Linked DNA regions of Homo sapiens: all the other regions are linked to region 2. A link is a loop called in an ENCODE intact Hi-C map of the cell type or tissue named here. Cell type or tissue: heart left ventricle. All regions are shown on one strand. Each heading gives the region's core, and the rest is flanking DNA. Links, peaks and the distances in the headings are about the cores only. Region 1 overlaps HACD1 (3-hydroxyacyl-CoA dehydratase 1). Region 2 holds the start of ST8SIA6 (ST8 alpha-N-acetyl-neuraminide alpha-2,8-sialyltransferase 6). Region 3 overlaps HACD1 (3-hydroxyacyl-CoA dehydratase 1).

Region 1 (5,915 bases), core at 525-5,524, 140 kb after region 2:
AGGATATGCGAAGATAAGAGATGGGGAGAAGGGCAGAATTATTTGCCAAAATAGATGAGCTATTCAAGAAAGAAGAATGATTCCTTCACTGTACCTGTTAATCCCTTCTTGGCCTTGGAGAAACTCCCTGCTTTCTTACCAGTTTTGGGTAGTTATTTGTGTATCATTTAAATCAATCTTTCCCTATTCCTCAATTTATTAAATCCCATAACTGGACATTTTATATACCTGTCTCAGTAAAATACCCAAACTGATTAAGTTGCAATTTTTACTTTATGTGGTTTTCAAAAGATTTTTTTTTTTTTTGGCAGGATTGTTCTTCAATAGAAGAAAAAATTAACACTCCTACAATAAGCTAGTTGAAAGTCTTAAGGGCAATGAAAATTTCTAATGAAATGGGAACAAATTATATAATTTGACTTTACTTGCACTTCAAAAAGATTGCATGTTACTACTTCTCTAAGTTCTGAGGGCAGTATGGGAGATTTAACTATGGATAGACCACATTAAAAAAAAAGATACAATGCTTCTTTGAAGGTTCCCAATTACTATCTAAAATTTTTTTGAAGGGAGTGCATTTTAAATCAATATGAAAAACCTAACTTAATATATACAATTACCTATTCTGAGGACTTTTCCAAGAACACTTATGACACATAAATAGAATCAAAGTATATTCAAACTGTAACAATAGGCCAAACTACTTATAACTAAGAAGCCATTTCTAAAGTGTAGTTTTATTCGAGAATGACAGCTTCAACATCTGAACATAAATACAAATATTATTTTACCTTACTTAATGGAGTTGGGAAACATATTTAGATGGCTGGGATTTTTAAGATCTTTTTGACATGAAACATAATTATTTATGATTATGATCAACTGACAAAGTATTATGTAACATATGATTTCAAAGCTGAAAGACTGTATAACTTGTTTAACATTAAGGCAATGGATAAACACTTTCTTCTTTTGAGACAGAGTCACGCTGTGTCACCAAGCTGGAGTGCAGTGGTGTGATCTCAGATCACTGCAACCTCCACCTCCTAGTTCAAGCAATTCTCCTGCCTCGGCCTCCCAAGTAGCTGGGATTACAGGCACATGTGGCTAATTTTTTAATTTTTTAGTAGAGATGGGGTTTCACCATGTTGGCCAGGCTGATCTGGAACTCCTGACCTCAAGTGATCCGCCCACCTTGGCCTCCCAAAGTGTTGGGATTACAGGCATGAGCCACCACGCCCAGCCTGCAATGGATAAACACTTTCTAAACAGCAAATTTAAACATACGATGGCAGAGTTTTTATCTTTTCCAGACACTCAAGACATGCAAATGCATTCCAAAAGACAGACACACAAAGCCATCAAGTCTAATGTGCCAACCTCAGGAAAATATGCAATGTACATTCTGCTATCCTCTTCAGACAAATTTTGTAAATTCAGCACATGAAAAGAGACTATATGGTAAGTTAGTATTTTCAAAGGTGCCAGAGGTCCAGAACATTGTCATGCGAAATGATATTGATGTGTTCTAGGATTAGAGTCCAGCTACATTCAAAACTGCCAACCTTTAAAAAGCTCAGTCACTAAAGGTAAACACATTTTCATGTACAGTAAGATTAAAACCAACCAAATCCATATAAATGGTAGTACAACCTTCTTATGACAGACAAGACACTTAAGCTCAAATTATAATTTCAAAGTATCTCATCATATACAAAGTGGTAAGCCGCAAGTGTCTAAAAAAGAGCTAGAGAATATTAAAAAGTCACAAAGAGTATATAACATGGCCAGGCGCAGTGGCTCACACCTGTAATCCTAGCACTTAGGGAGGCCGAGGTGGGTGGATCACTTGAGCTCAGGTGTTCGAGACCAGCCTGGGCAACATGGTAAAACCCCATCTCTACAAAAAATACAAAAATTAGCCAGGTGTGGTGGCCTGCACCTGTACTCCCAGCTACTTGGGAGGCTGAGGCAGGAGAATCGCTTGAGCCCAGGTGGTGGATATTGAAGTGAGCCGAGATCGTGCCACTATCCTCCAGCCTGGGTGACAGAATGAGACCCTGTCTCAAAAAAAAAAAAAAAAAAAAGAGAAAAAAACCCATAAAACACAATTAACAGTGGTTATCCTTGGTTAGAGAGATTATAAGTAATTTAAAAGTGGTTTTCCTTCTTTTTGGTTTATATATTCTCATTTATTATATTTGAACATGTATAATACTTGGGATTAAAAAATAGTAATTGACCAGGCATGGTGGCTCACACCTATAATCCCAGCATTTATCACCACCTGACATATCACATATTATTAGTTTATGTTTTGTCTTCATCATAAGACAGAGAATTTGTTTTGTTCATACCTACATCTCAGGCATGCAGTAGGCACACACCATTTGTCATTGTTATTGCTACCATAAAGTACAATACAAAGAATAAAATGAACAAGTCTATACTGATTTGTGACTTGTTCTCCAAAGAGCAGTTTTGCTTTTATAATAACTTTCTAAAACGTCAATTGCTCAAAGAATTCAAACTTCAAGAAGAACAGATATCTTTTCCTTTAAAAACTGTTGCTTTAGGATATATTTGGAGCCCTTCAAATATAAATTTTATCCACATTCCAAATAATACAATTTTAAGTAAGTGTGACTTTTAAAAATGTCTCTGCAACTTAAAGCAAAGAAAAAAACCAATCGCATTGTGTAAATGGTATAAATTGTGGCTGCTAGATTGACTATTAAAATAATTTACATCACAGACAAAAAAAAAACATATTTTTGGTACTGCTTATGTAAGCTAATTCCAAAAATGTATATTGTGCTTTCCAAAAAAAAATGAATGACTAATTCTGAGGTTAAGGATACCACAATTTGTCTCACATTGATTTCACTCAAAATATTTATTAATACGATTCCTCTCTCATCATTAAGCTTTTAGAATACAAATCATAACTTGTATAATTATTAGTTATACCAGTTATACCTCCTATAACAGCATTCTGGCATCGTGGGGCTGAAACACGAATTTTAATTCTCTGGCGTTAGCACACAAAATAAGCATGCACAGGACAAGGAGAAACTAAACTGCAAGATATCGCCACCTGGCCCATTTAATGAAGTATGGCAAGTGGTCAAGAAGGCTGAATGTGTAGAAGGAATAGCGAGTGATCTCTGTCACAGTCCACGCGACCAGAAAAAGCACCACACTCTCTTCATTCTGGATCTGCAGAATTACAGAGAAACCCAGTGTCATTCAACCTAGAACTTACTTTTCAGTGAAGGTACTTACTTTACTTATTTATTGCCTTTTATTTATAATGGAATGTTAGGGTTAGGCAAATGCAATATAGAAAACTTAATGCAGTCACCATTAACATAATTAATTATAAACGTGGAACTTAAACGTATCTTATGCACAGGAATAGTTGAGCATAGACTCGTTTTTCTTCCCTCGTCCTTCACTTCAGGAAATAACGCTATCATCAGAGGACAATGTTACCTTGCTGAAACCAAAATCTGACCCTCCTACTTCTAGTAATCATTGAATCACACCTGTTCTACTGTAGGACCAACGCTTGAATTGCTCACTCATCTTTGGCCCTTTTACTACTATTTTAATTCAGGGGTTTATCATCTCTCATCTTGACTACTGTAACTGTTTCCTAAATAGTCTTTCCTCCCTTTATTGTCCTCATGAATGCAAGTTGTCTTTTAAAAAGAAGTCAAAGAAGCAAATACATAAAAAACAAATTGGAATCAGCTAAGTCCTGTGATTTAAAAGTTTCACTGGTCCCACACTTCTTAACAGAATAAAAGGATGAGCCCTAATACCTGGGCACCATATTCAAGGTTCTTTGCAATCCTTGCTCGGAAATCTCTCCAACTTCATCTACAATTATTCAACCCTTCTACCTACTTCTCTCTCTGGTGACACTAGATGTTGTTATTTCCAGAATATGCTCTGAACTTGTGCAATTTAACACATGCTATTCACTCTCACTGGAATGTTACTCTCTTATTCCATAAAAAATCTTTTCCTATCTTTCAAGATTCAGCTAAAACATCTCGCCCTCTAGAAAACTGACTCCAACCCTCTCCTCTCACCCTGAGCAGTTATTTGCTCACCACCTTTATTTATTTATTTATTTAGCTTATTTATTTATTTATGTGAGACGGAGTCTTGCTGTGTCACCCGGGCTGGAGTGCAGTGGCATGATCTCGGCTCACTGCAACCTCCACGTCCTAGGTTCAAATGAGTCTCATGCCTCAGCCTCCGGAGTAGCTGGGATTACATGCCCTGCTAATTTTTGTATTTTTAGTAGAGACGGGGTTTCACCGTGTTGGCCAGGCTGGTCTCGAATTCCTGATCTCATGTAATCTGCTTGCCTCAGCCTCCCAAAGTGCTAGGATTACAGGCATGAGCCACCATGCCCAGCCCAGCACCCTTCTTCTACTGTACTTTGTTCATATCTGTGTTGTGGCATTTGCCAATCTGTACTAAGAGTTGTCTGGCTAACTCTTGTACATGTCAGCATTCAACATCTGTATCCCTCCTTAAGGGAAGCCTTCTTGCACTCCCTACGTCAGACTAAGTCCTTAGGTATACTGCAACGCATACCGAGCTCTTGCTTCAAAGCACTTAACACGTATATGATTAAATATTTGTTTAGCTTCTCTCCCAAGTATAGGCTCCACCAGGCGAGAACCATGTTTGTTTTATCAACAGCCATATCCCAGCACACTGCCGGGCACAGATGAGGTGCATGATTAGCATTGTGCGTGATTTAACGTTAAGTGTACCCCACTTCCCAACAGCCAGTACACTGGACAGCTGGGATTGCCTTGTTCTTTTTTTTTTTTTTTGAGACAGAATCTCGCTCTGTCACCCAGGCTGGAGTGCAGTGATGCGATCTCAGCTCACTGCAACCTCTGCCTCTTGGGTTCAAGTGATTCTTCTGCCTCAGCCTCCCGAGTAGCTGGGACTACAGGTGCGCACCACCACACCTGGCTAATTTTTGAATTTTTAGTAGAGACAGGGTTTCACCATGTTGGCCAGGCTGGTCTCGAACTCCTGACCTCAAGTGATCCACCTGCCTCAGCCTCCCAAAGTGCTGGGATTATAGGCGTGAGCCACCCCACCCGCCCACCTTATTCATTTCTGTAAATCCAGAAATTTGCACAGCACCAGGTGTAGAGAACGCATTCAATAATATTGGTTGAATTAATTAACGAGTGCTGAATAGGTACCAGTGGGAAACTATCGTCAGCAAAAAATAAATAGGAATATTAAGGCAGAGATCCTCTGGAGGATAAACGGGGCAGACGGGTCCTGTTTTATTTTTGGAACTCGCGACTCTCAAGCTTCCCTTTACCTCCATCTCTCTAGTTAATGTCTAGTTAATGTTGTCTTTCTTCTTCATTCTTCAGACTCATGGTGGTCCTAACTCAGCTATTATATTCCCTCACTGCCTGGAAGAGTCTGTCTTCTAGTCTGTTAATGCTGTCCTCCTGCTTTTAAACTAGTAGGCAAAGTTAATTAATAGTTTGCCTCTCCCATTGCATGTGCTCACTGCTATCTGCACTATCTGCATGGCAGTCGCTGTTTAGGGTGCAGGTAAATCATGCAAGTTGAGTGAAAGATACTAGTCAAGAGGGATAAAGTATAAAGAGCAGGAGGTCAGTGAGCTGTCCCCATGCAGACAGGGGGCCAGTGAAGCTAAGAGGAACAGAGAAGAGGTCAGGTGTCAGTCCCCAAGCATCTAAGAAAGGCATGTGAGAAATGGAAAGGAGGCCAGAGATCTGTCCTCGAGTAGACAGGAGGCTCTAAAGGCTGTCAAGAAGGTCAGAAGGGTTGACATAGGAAATGTTCCTGTCATGGGTTTAATTTTTTTTTTTTTTTGAGATGGAGCCTCACTCTGT
Region 2 (5,915 bases), core at 567-5,566:
GGACATAAAATAAATCAAAACATAAAGAGGCTTTTACAAACACAGAATGGTATAAATTTTAGAAAGCTTAATAAAATGGGCCATATTCAGAATTATGAGTTACCTATATTAGCCCAAGAAGTATGCCAAGTAGAAAAGAAGTATGTCAAAAGAAAGTGAAAAATTCATCAAAGATTACCTCTAAAAACGACCTGAGATCAAACCATTTAATGAGTACATTCTTTCCAACTTTCCCCAAGGGTCAACCCTCGAATGTGTAATAGCCACAGGACTCGGGAAAAGATGGAATGCTTCTCAGCTCATCAAGAAAGCTAGGCTACCTATAGTACACCAACCTGAATAGAATAAAACTATAGGACACTATTTTTCTCAAAAGCTTTTGTTACTCCAGGAGGTCCTAGTGCCTCTAATATGCTGTGAAATTCCAATGAGGGGGTGGCAGGCAGTGGTGTTCCTCAATTCAGGGTTTATCCAGCCACTTCCAGACCCTTCTTAGAGCCGTGCTAGAGCTTCCTGGAGTTACACCATCAGAAGATTAAGGTGGATCCAAGAGCCAAGAATATAGAGAAGCATACGCAGAAGAAAAGGGATTTGCAAGAGATAAAAAGAGGAAAAGAGACCGTATAGCAGATTGCAATCATAATAGCAATGCTAAGGCAGGAAGCAGTACATTCTGCTTGTGAAAATGTAAATTGATTCAGCCCTTCGAGGAAGCAACTGACAATGTGACTTAGAATCTAAAGAGTACATACTCTTTGACTTACTAATCTCAACTCCTGTCTGTCCATCTTGGGTAATTAATTTGAAATGAAGATAAAGATTTACATACAAGGATGCATTTCATAGAATTACTGATGGCAAACAAAATAAAACAGAAACAAGAAGCAACCTAAATGTCTGAAAATGGAAACTATTAAATAGATTATGGCATGTTCAGATAATAAGTTATGCAACAATCCAAAGCAATGTTTTTGTGGGGGGAGGGGAATGTAATGACAGGTATAGGTCTAGGATTTTTAGAAAAAAGGCAGAACATAAACTGCAATGTATAATCTAAGTTATATTTTTGAAATATATGTATATAGAAAAGACTACTGGAAGAAATATAGACCAAAACCACCTTGAATATGGTCTCTGAGAGGTAAGGACTCTGAATGAATAACATTTTCTTTTATACAGTTCTATTTTCTAACTTTCTGCACAAAGCTGTATTACTTTTACAATCTGAAAAAAAAACAATTACTGCCTATGAATAAAAACACATGTGAATGATAAGAAAAAAAATTTAAGCCTCCAGTCACTAAGGACAAAATCATTCCTAGCACGCAAAACAAACCTGAATCTTAACACCGGTGCCCTTTAAAGCATAGAAAAGAAAAAGCAAACCAACCAAATCCCTCCATAAAGACAGGCTGAGCTGCTTCTCTCCAAAGGTGGCGGGGTCGGGGGCGGGGGTGCTTTCAACACACCATTGTCGAGAGGAAAACTCAGCACCCGTTTTTCAAATGCAGCTGCTGGAGGATCCCCCTTGATTCAAAGACCATTCACATCCAGGCTTAGAGGGTTGAGGGAGTGTGAAGGGTGCCCCCCCCCAACCCCGCGCCCTCTTCAAACACACGCACACTCTTACACTCACTCGCGCCGTCCCAGCCTGCCTACTCCCAACGAGTCCAAGCCGGTGCAGCCGCGCCCCATGCCCGGCTCGCAGCTCCCGAGCCCCAGTCCGCCCGCGCTGGGCGCCGCTGTACCTGTTAGTGGCGCGCGGTACCGCGGTCGCCGGGCTCCGGAGCGTCCTCAGCGCTGCGGGGGTGCCGTGGGTGGCCTCCCTGCTTTCCTCCACCAGAATCCTGCACAGCCGGGGAGAAAACTTAAGTTGCTACACCCCGCCGGGAGCTGTTGGCTGAAAGGCTGGGAGTCGCGCTCCTTGCCTGGCAGGGAGATCTCGCACTCCCCGGCTCCCAGGCCAGGTCCCCAGCCCCAGAGTTGGAAGAGCCTTAGGGCGGGAAGGAAGAGACAGCAAGGACCAGAATGGGGAGCATGAGATCCTGATGCGGAACCCGACGGCAGGTCCCGCTCCACAGCTGCCTCGCCCACAGCGATGCGCGCTAGAGCCCCCGCAGCCCTGACCGGTCCCTCTGCTCCCCAGCCGCCGTCCACCGGTCGGAGGGTCGCCTCCCTGCGACCCCCTCCCCCACTCCACTCTCAGGCCGTCGCCGCCCGTGGGCTGCTCCCCGCCGCGGCCAAAAGTCTCCGCGCCCGAGGGGAAGCGATGGGCGGCTTGGGGGTCCGGGGGCGCCAGGCGGGGCGCGCGGCGCGGGGCGCGGCCGGCGGGTGGGTGGGTTACCTGGCGCGGCCGGGCGCGTCTGCCGGGCACCAGAGCAGGCGCAGCAGCAGCAGCAGCAGCAGGCTGGCGAGCAGGGCGAGCAGTGCGCCCCCCGGCCGCATCCTGAGCCACAGGCGCCGCCGCCACCGCTGCTGCCGGGGCGAAGCACAGCCCGGGCGGCCCCGACTCGCGGCTCCCGCCGCCGCCGCCACCGCCGCCGTGGCCGCAGCCCCGCGCACCCACAGCGTTCACAGGCGGCAGCGAGGGGCGCCCGCAGCCCACCCGGCAGAGTCTCCGCGGCGGGCGGAGAAGAAGCCGCGTTCGGGCTCGCCCCGGGCTCCCGGCCCCGGCCCGCGGAGCGCCGCGATCGGCTGGCAGATGACGATTCGCCGAGCTCGCCGCCTGTCCTCCCGGAGGCGCTCGGAGCTGCTGCGGGCTCCGGTCGCCGCTGCCACTGCTGCTGCCGCCGCCGCCGCGCGGGGTCACCTGAAGGTTGGGGCGCGGAAGCTCAACTCCGTGCTGATTGGGCTCCAAGTTTTCTGCGCCCTCGCCTCGTCCCGAGTGCCCGCGAATCCCCCGGACGCCCACGCAGACCACCCAGCCACACCACAACTCTGCCTGCGGAGAGAGGAGAGGAGAAAAAGGGGCCGCTTCAAAAACTTTCAAAACTGTGCAGTCGCTTGGCTGGATCCTCCCACGCATGAAGAAAGCTGGGGACTGGGGAATTGCTGGGTGGATCATGACACTGAACAGAAGCAGTAACCTGTGCTTACTTCAACCCAGATTCAGAGGGACAGCGAACTGGTATGAGGGGCTAGGAGACCTTTAGGCATGAGCACATTACTACCTGGAGACCCGTTTAGCCCCTGCCTGTATTTGCAAATAGTTTTATTGGAAAACCTCCATGCCCATGGCTTTGTATTATCAGTGACTGCATATGGCTGTATGATCTAGGGCTGCAAGGGCAGAATTGAGTAGTGATGACAGAGGTGGCATAGCCCACAGGGCCTAAAATATTTACCATTTGAAACTTTCCAGGAAAAGTTTGCATACTGCTCTTAAATAAGCAAGAGGCCATTAGCTTGAGGCTGTCTCTGTACGTTGAGTTCCCACCTAACAATGGAAACCTACATTAGGCTGTAATGAACAGGGGGCTACTGGCCAATCATGGGCAACCAACTCATTATACCAGGCCCCACAAGGCAGCCTGCATAGCTATAGCCAATCAGTTTCTCCACTGTGCTTCTGAGTTTGGCCTATCAGGCTTTGCTGCTCACACCATGGGGTGGACCTCACTGGACCTCCTCTGGTTGTGAGTGCTGCCCAATTCATGAACCCTTTGCTCGAATAAACTGTGCTAAATTTAATTTGTCTGATGTTTTTCTTTTAACACTGCTATGGGCTGAATGTTTGTGTCTCTACAAAATTCATATGTTGAAACCCAAATCCCCAATCTAATGTGGTGGTATCTGGAGGTGGGGCCTTTCATACCTGATTAGTTCATGGGGTGGAGGCTTCCTGGTGGAATTAGTTCCCTCATAAGAGCAGGCAGCGGGGAATTTGCCTCCTCTCTCTCTGCTCTGTGCAGTGTAAAGACACAGCACGAGGGCAGCTTTCTGCCAAGCAGGAAGAGGACCCTCACCAGAACCTGACCATGCTGGCACACTGATCTTGGGTTTCTTACCCTCCAGAACTGTGAAAAATAAATTTCTGTTCTTTCGGTCACCCAGCCTATGGTATCCTTCTTATGGCAGCCAGAACTAAACCACGGTCTAGATCATATTGGTTAGTATCTCATTTACGAGTATCTCATCTGTTGCAGGAGAGTGATCCAATGACACTATGAAACAGACTGGCTCTCTATTTTTTTAAAAGTGGGTCTCAACTCTCTATGCCCTAAACTATCCTGACTGCCCAAGCCCCCACTTAGCCACTTCCCTAGGTTTTAATTCCATTGTGGTTATATGCAGGCTTATAAAATTATTCACTCTTACTTTTGTATAGTTTCGAGATTTTTCCAAATGCAACCCTTGGATTCCACCATCTTGGGAGTACCTTGATAAGATCTTTTGAAATGACTTCAATTTTGAAAAGGCTTTCATGAGTTAACTTTCCCAAGCAACAAAAATATGATATTTCAACTGACATCTCCTAGAAGCATATGGTCTTCACCTGAAAGAGGCCCAAGTGAGAGCCATTTGGGAGCAACCAGGCCAGACAGCCAAATAAAGCTGTCACCAAAGATTCCATCACAAGAAAACATATATCAAGGCAAGAGATACCAGTGTCCCTAGTCTCTTTCTGCTAATTCCGGATTTACTCTAAAAACATCTTGTTGAATACAAAACAGAAGTTTGCACATAATAATTGATCAATAAATGTTTAGTCAATGAATAAAAGCACATAAGAACTAGTGTTATTTTTAAAGAGAAAATGGAGCAAAAAAACTAAAAATAAATGTGACTAGGAATGTGATTTCCTTCTATAGCTCATCACTGCTGTTAATATATGTACTAATCAGGAATAAAAACAGGCTTCTACTTTTATATAAAACTAATATTTGTAGGGATTCAGTTGCTTCATCTGAGTATGACATAAAGTAATGCTATACTCAGGTAGTGATAGAATAATACAGAAATCTAGTTCTACATATTTCAAAGTTTAAGCCGTTTGTTAAATAAGTAGAATATGGCACAATCATCTAGAAAATGAAGAGTTGCCTGGATTTGAAAGATATTCCAATTTTTATCTCAGTGCAGAAAATTGTGCAGAAAACTAATGCTGAACATGGTTTGCAGAAAAAGAAAAAGGCATTATTGTATCAGCCAGGAAGCTGCAATTTCACCTAATTTACTAAAGTTTAATATTTCAGCACAGCTGGGCTCAAGGCAACAGCAGAAGAGTCAGCCTTGCACTGGGTTCCCTAAACACCCTTGCTGCAAATGAAGTTACTTTTTATCAAGCCAATGGCTATCAGCAGGGGACTCACAAAAGCCCATTTTAATTGGAAAAACAAGTGTAAATTTGCAATGGGAATTCTGAGCCCAGTGTTAAAATTTGACAGTAGGGAACTTTACCACAAGCTTTCTAATTTAAGACCTGGGTGGGTAAGATATGAATTATCTTGCTCATCCTTGAGAGAGAAAGAAACCTGACAAGAAAATGATACCTTAACATTATTAGCCATAGAACCACTACTGGAAAAGTGTGCATTTGGTAGCTTAACATTTCCAGGCTTGACTTGCAACCCTAAAGATCTATGCCATGTAGTAATTTGAAATGCTGCTGAGGCCAGGAATTGAAACGTAAACTCAGGTTGACATCCGGATGCTGCTCCCAAGCTTGTGTAAGTGGCGAGCCTACCTCACTCACCCAGTCCACTCCACATGGGCCTCTCATTTTGTCTTTGTTATTCTTTATTCATCATCATGAATGTCCTTACCTTCATAAAATAACTTTTAAAAAATGATTGGGAAGTTTCGATATATAAAAAGTCTCCAGGCCTATGGAAATCTTGAAAGTTGAAGTTTCTGATTTGGAGTGTAAGGTTTCTTATTTGGCTAACAAGTGACTTTCCACAAAAAAGATGATT
Region 3 (5,915 bases), core at 339-5,338, 130 kb after region 2:
TGAGACATGAAAGTTAACATCACCAGAAAATGGAACAATTTAATATTCCTGCCCAAAGGTACATAATTAAATCTAATCATTAGGAAACATCAAATGAACTCAAACGGAGGGACCAAACAAACTCAAATGGAGGGACTGTCTATAAAACAACGATCCTGTACTGTGGAAAATGTCCAAGTCACGAAAGGTGAAGAAAAACTAAGGAACCACTCTAGACTAAAAGAGATGATAACTAAATGTAATTGCTGACCCTGGATTGGATCTTGACCCAGAATATACATGTGCATGCATACATACATGTCAATGAGACTGGAATAAGGTCTACCAATTAGATAAAGGTATTGGATTCTTAAACTAAATATGGCCTGAGAAGCACTCTGTACTTCTATATTTGAGTCCTTGTGGACGAACTGTAACCTAGCTCAATAGGCGGACAAGATTGATAACCTAACTAGGAGTACGCACCTGTAACAACAGCTGAGTCTTGGCCAATCCCAGACGACGTACTTCAACCACTCACAGACTGCTAAGTGTTCAGACTGTGTTCAAGTAAGACAAATGCCAATATGTAACCAGTCCAGCTATTTCTGTACCTCACTGCCAATTTCTGTATGCCACTTCCCTTTTTTTGTCTATAAATTTGTTCTGACCACAGGGCATCCCTGGAGTCTGTCTGAATCTGCTGATTCTGGGGGCTGCCCGATTCACGAATCGTTGATTGCTCAATTAACCTCCTTTAAATTTAATTTGGCTGAAGTTCTTCTAATAACAGTATCAGTGTTGATTTCCTGATTTAGGTTATGGTACAGTGGCAAGGTAGCACGATGTCCTTGTTCTTAGGAAATATGCACTGAAGAAATTAGGGGTTAATGTTTCAACTTATTCTCAAATGGTTCAGGACATATTATGAACAGAGAGAGAGAAAACTATAGCAAACGGGGCAAAATATGAACAAGTGGGGAATTCAAGTGAAGGGTTTAGAGGTGCTTTTCCTTCTATTCTTAACAAATTTCCTGTAACTTTGAAATTATTTCAAAATAAAAAATGACCAAAATATTTTAAAAGCTATAACAGGAACACAAAAAAAATCTAAAATGTTTAGAATATATCTTTAAGCTTCATATCTAAAGGAGAGACCTATGTCTATTTAAATATTTTGTAAATTTAGACTAAAACTATAAACAAATTGAATTTTAAGTTCTATTCAATGCCTTCATACTAGAAATTACAAAACTGCATTGCTTATTTTTTATTCTATCAATTATATGTGTAATCCAAATCTAAATGTATGTGAAAGGTAAATACCTCTATACGTCCCATATGCATATGAAAAATATTTTAAATGTTGCCTTTTACAGTTATTTTTTTTCCTTCAAGGATCTCTTAATGATTTATTGTATTGGTCTCATCAACTATAACTGATTTTGTTATGAAGTAGTTTTAGTCCAGAATTCTGTCGATTTAGTGGTGCCCTAATATGCTTATACACATATGAGTAACAAAGAACCCATCCCATCAGATTATCAACACACTGTATTTGTTAAAGCACAGATAATTATTTTGCAATATGATTTACTAACCAATCTAACCCAGTAATTTTGCTAAAGGTTTACTGTGTAGGGGAGAGAGAGGTAAGATAAGAGGAAGATGTTAATTCCCTACAACAGGGCCTGACACACAGTGGGCATGAGATACATATTTGTGAAGAGGAAAAGGGATTATTGCAAAGTTTAGATCATTTGCAATATATCACTAGAAACTATGACATTGCAGCATAATAATTAGATGCTTAAAAATATAAAGATGAGAAAATAATGCTTCTGAAAATCTATAGATGTCAAGCAACAAAAACTCTTGGTGAAAATGACTTTCTTACCTTTCTGGCATGCTTTTTTAAAAAGCTAAAACTATCAAGGATGTTGCTATATTCATGTCGAATTAACATTTTGAAAAATATTTTTTAAAACTTGCATATTGTATAATATAGCAAGCTATAAAGCTATGAAAATCAAAAAACAATCAGAATATGAAGGAATTGTCACCAAATATAATTGAAAGTTGCTAGCATCAAAATTTCTTGATCTGTGTTTCAAATGCCCAAGTCTGCAGGACTGTATTCCAAAGTTCTGTCTGATACAAACCCTGACTTGGCTATTGAAAGTTATGGTCATTTATGGGGAAGGTCAAAAGAAGATGCAGTCACAGAAAACGGTGGAAACCAAAAATAAAAGCCCCGTCCCCCTGCAACACCCAATCATCTGAATGGACTTCCTCCTCAGCTAGGGCTCTTTTAAAATGTAACCTGAGAGACTGGTTCAGGCCATGACAGGAAGTGGGAGTCAGACATGCCTGATTATACATCTCCAGCATTAAAATCAGCACAGACTTTAAGTCTAAAACATTTTACAACTATTCTCTCTGAAGCCTGCTGCCTGGTGGCTTCGTGTGCAGGATAGAAATTTGGTCTCCACAACTTCTTTTTTTTTTTTTTTTTTTTCTGAGATGGGCTCTCACTCTCGCCCAGGCTGGAGTGCAGTGGCACGTTCTCAGCTCACTGCAACTTCCGTCTCCTGGGTTCAAGCAATTCTCCCACCTCAGCCTCCTGAACAGTTGGGATGACAGGGGTGTGCCAGCACACCCGGATAATTTTTGCATTTTTAGTAGAGATGGGGTTTCACTAAGGGAGGAGACCACCCCTCATATTGTCTTATGCCCAATTTCTGCCTCCAAAGAAAGAAGTAAAACTAAAAGGCAGAAATGAAATCCACAGGCAGACAGCCTGGCAACATACCCTGGGCCTGGTTAAAGATCGACCCCTTACCTAACCGGTTATGTTATCTAGAGATTCCAGACATTGTATAGAAAAGCATTGTGAAAATCCCTGTCCTGTTCTGTTCCATTCTGACTACTGGGGCATGCAGCCCCCAGTCACATACCCCCTGCTTGCTCAATCCATCACAACCCTCTCAGGCAGACCCGCTTAAGAGTTGTAAGCCCTTAAAAGGGACAGGAATTGCTCATTCGGGGAGCTCGGTTTTTGGAGACGTGAGTCTTGCTGAAGCTCCTGGCTGAATAAAGCCCTTCCTTCTTTAACTCGGTGTCTGAGGGGTTTTGTCTGCAGCTTGTCCTGCTACGTCACCATGTTGGCCAGGCTGGTCTCGAACTCCTGAGTCTCCACAACCTCTTATCGCAACCCAGACATTCCTTTCTGTTGAGCCCAGGTTTTTGGATAAACTCAACCAATTGTCAACCAGAACATTTTAAAATCTACCTATAAGCTGGAACCCCCACCCCCAAAATTGTCCTGCCTTTCTGGACCAAACCAATGTATTTCTTAAATGTATCTGACTGATGTCTCATGCCTCCCTAAAAATGTATAAAACCAACCTGAACCCCGACCACCTTAGACACATGTTCTCAGGACCTCCTAAGGGCTGTGTCATGGGCCATGGTCACTTATATTTGGCTCAGAATAAATCTCTTCAAATATTTTACAGAGTTTGACTCTTTTCTGTCAACACAAGTGTAAAGGAATTTCAAATATTTTTTCCTTTTAAAATCAACTACTGTTTAGCACTTCATTTTCCAAACAAATAACGTTTAGAATTGGTCGAATATAGAAGATAAACGAAATTTAAAGTTTAGGTGTACTTTGCATATGTTAAAGGGTCACCAAATAGTTTAATGCATTTTTTATTAAAGTGAATCACAATTCCTACTTCAAGATATTCCACAACATAAGAAGAAAAAGTATTACAGCCACTTGAAGGCAGTACTAGTTGAATTAATGCACATTTTAGAAATATGATTTAAAATATTTTTTGCAAGATAGGCATCTAATAAAATAAATATGTGAAATTCTCATACTATGTAACCAAAGGTAAAGACTCCCTGACAATTTCTTCCATATAAAAATCCAAGATGAAACTGATCACATAGAGTAAGAGCAGAATGAATGTTAGATCTTTTGAGAACTAGTAACTTAATCCATATTGCTCAACGAAACAGTCAGCTGCAGAGGAAACATTACAACGTAATGTAATAAAAGAAATAGCACCTTTGAAAAACCAAGTTATTTAAAGTAAAGGTTTGCAAAAATGTTCTGAACTACAAATCTCTGTGTGAAAATAATCTGTAAAGGAGGTGGTAACACAAAATCAAGTAATTTTTAGAAGTGTAATGTTATGTGTTGATTATAAATGGAAACAATACAGAACATTTAAAGCCAAAATTACACCTAGATATCTATAGTGGGGAAAAAAAGTTCCTTTTCTTTGAAAGTCACATATTTAATATTCTCTCAAAAACTGGGTTAGTAAATCAACATACTTGAATAAAGGAGGGAAATTTTTTAAAGGACCTATTTACAAATTAAGGCAGTTATGAAAGTAGGTCTGGTGTATTTTTTTTATTAAACACAAGGACAGGAACTTTATTACAAGACCTTTTGCTATTCAATGGAATTCAGAATGAAAGGAGTCTGTCCAAAGATCATACCCCAAAATGTTTAGTTACCTAAGTACCACAAAGGGATTATCATAACAATTGTTACAAGATAATTCTACAGTATAGAGAAGACTTTCTCAACCAAAGTTCTGAGTACAGCATGATCATCTTCCTCATCATCGTTATCATCATCATCATCATCATCACTATTTTTCAGAGACAGGGTCTTGCTCTGTCACCCAGGCTTAAGTACAGTGGTACCATCATAGCTCATTGTAACCTTGAATTCCTGGGCTCAAGTGATCCTCCCACCTCAGCCTCCCAAGCAGCTGGAACTACAGGCATGTGTCACCATGCCTGGTTAATTTTTTTTGTTTGTAATTTTTTTAGGGATGGGGTCTTGCTATGTTGCCCAGACTGGCCTTGAACTTCTGGGCTCAAACGATCCTCCTGCCTCAGTCTTCCAAAGTGCTGGGATTACAGGCATGAGCTACCACTCCCAGCCTGAATACAACATTATAGTCAGATGTCATGTTTTTTTTTTAATAGTGGGGCAAATACTTATGCTCTTCCTAACCCCTTAAAACCTTCACAGTTGAAAACCTTGTCCTTAAGTGGCTAATTTAAATAAAAAGCAGATTTCCTTAGCAGTATAAGTAATTTCAGCTGCCTAGAAATATTTCCAAAGAATATTTTCCAACTGTGACATCTACTTGAATATTTGTGTGTTTTTATGCTGCTACTTTATCTACATCAAAAGTCTTACTTTAGCAAATTATATCCACGCTTCCAAACACTGTTATTAGTCATAATGCTGCCTTATTCCTGAAAAAATAGATTGTGGGTTCAAAAATACCAATACATTATTAACAAGTTGTTATAATTTTGCATTTATTTTCATTTATAAATATCACATAAATATCACTAGCAGGTATAATAGTAAATCGTTAAACTAATTTCTAAATATTGATTTAAAAAGCTTTGAGCATGTTTCAAAAAAAACTTAGCAAAAGTTTTTTTTTCCCCCAGATAATACACCTAATTATTTTCCTAATAATCAATACCTACCCAAAAGTTACTGATATTTGCACAGTTCTTGTAAAAAATAGATCTGGCACAAGAGGAACACAAATACTGGCAAATACCACGTGTCTCAAGTTATATTTTAAGAAACCATACAATCCATGATATTTCACAAAGTTGTTTATTCTTGTTATTAAAACTTGGACTCAGGTAATCTTGGTTATTCTGGAAAAAGCACCTTGTTTGCAGAGATCATTTAATCATCCTTTTCTACAATCACCTCTCCATGAAGCACCTTTCTTCTTTGACGTAACATATGAAAATAGAGTTGTGGAAACACTTCATTGAAAAAGAAAACAAAGAAAAACAAGCTATTGCTTTAAAATTATTTATACTTGAAACCTGTTAAATGTGGCAATGTTAGAGAGTAAATACATCCCATACCA

Evidence for each region. Peaks named below come from ENCODE experiments on the same cell type or tissue, not always from the same donor. Only the 100,000 strongest peaks of a DNase experiment are listed, where the experiment ranks them.
Region 1: it touches region 2 in a loop (4-fold over the local background); 14 of 110 quality-filtered maps call a loop at or near these places.
Region 3: it touches region 2 in a loop (2.8-fold over the local background); 13 of 110 quality-filtered maps call a loop at or near these places.

The regions. Positions count from the first base shown.
Region 1 is chr10:17,596,193-17,602,107 of GRCh38, forward strand. HACD1 (3-hydroxyacyl-CoA dehydratase 1) reads right to left here. Exons shown (of 7, transcript NM_014241.4): 5 at 3,098-3,219. Among named protein-coding and RNA genes, the nearest start is that of HACD1, 18 kb to the right of the region's middle. In heart left ventricle, for the core only: a CTCF peak has its summit at 3,084; no DNase peak of the experiment used is centred there.
Region 2 is chr10:17,451,811-17,457,725 of GRCh38, forward strand. ST8SIA6 (ST8 alpha-N-acetyl-neuraminide alpha-2,8-sialyltransferase 6) reads right to left here and starts at 2,785. Exons shown (of 8, transcript NM_001004470.3): 1 at 2,345-2,785; 2 at 1,749-1,847. The coding sequence starts at 2,445. In heart left ventricle, for the core only: a CTCF peak has its summit at 2,768; DNase peaks (open chromatin) are centred at 1,691 and 2,741; H3K4me3 peaks cover 2,832 bases; H3K27ac peaks cover 2,396 bases; H3K27me3 peaks cover 1,671 bases.
Region 3 is chr10:17,584,639-17,590,553 of GRCh38, forward strand. HACD1 (3-hydroxyacyl-CoA dehydratase 1) reads right to left here. Exons shown (of 7, transcript NM_014241.4): 7 at 4,394-5,808. The coding sequence ends at 5,726. Among named protein-coding and RNA genes, the nearest start is that of HACD1, 30 kb to the right of the region's middle. In heart left ventricle, for the core only: no CTCF peak of the experiment used is centred there; a DNase peak (open chromatin) is centred at 2,564.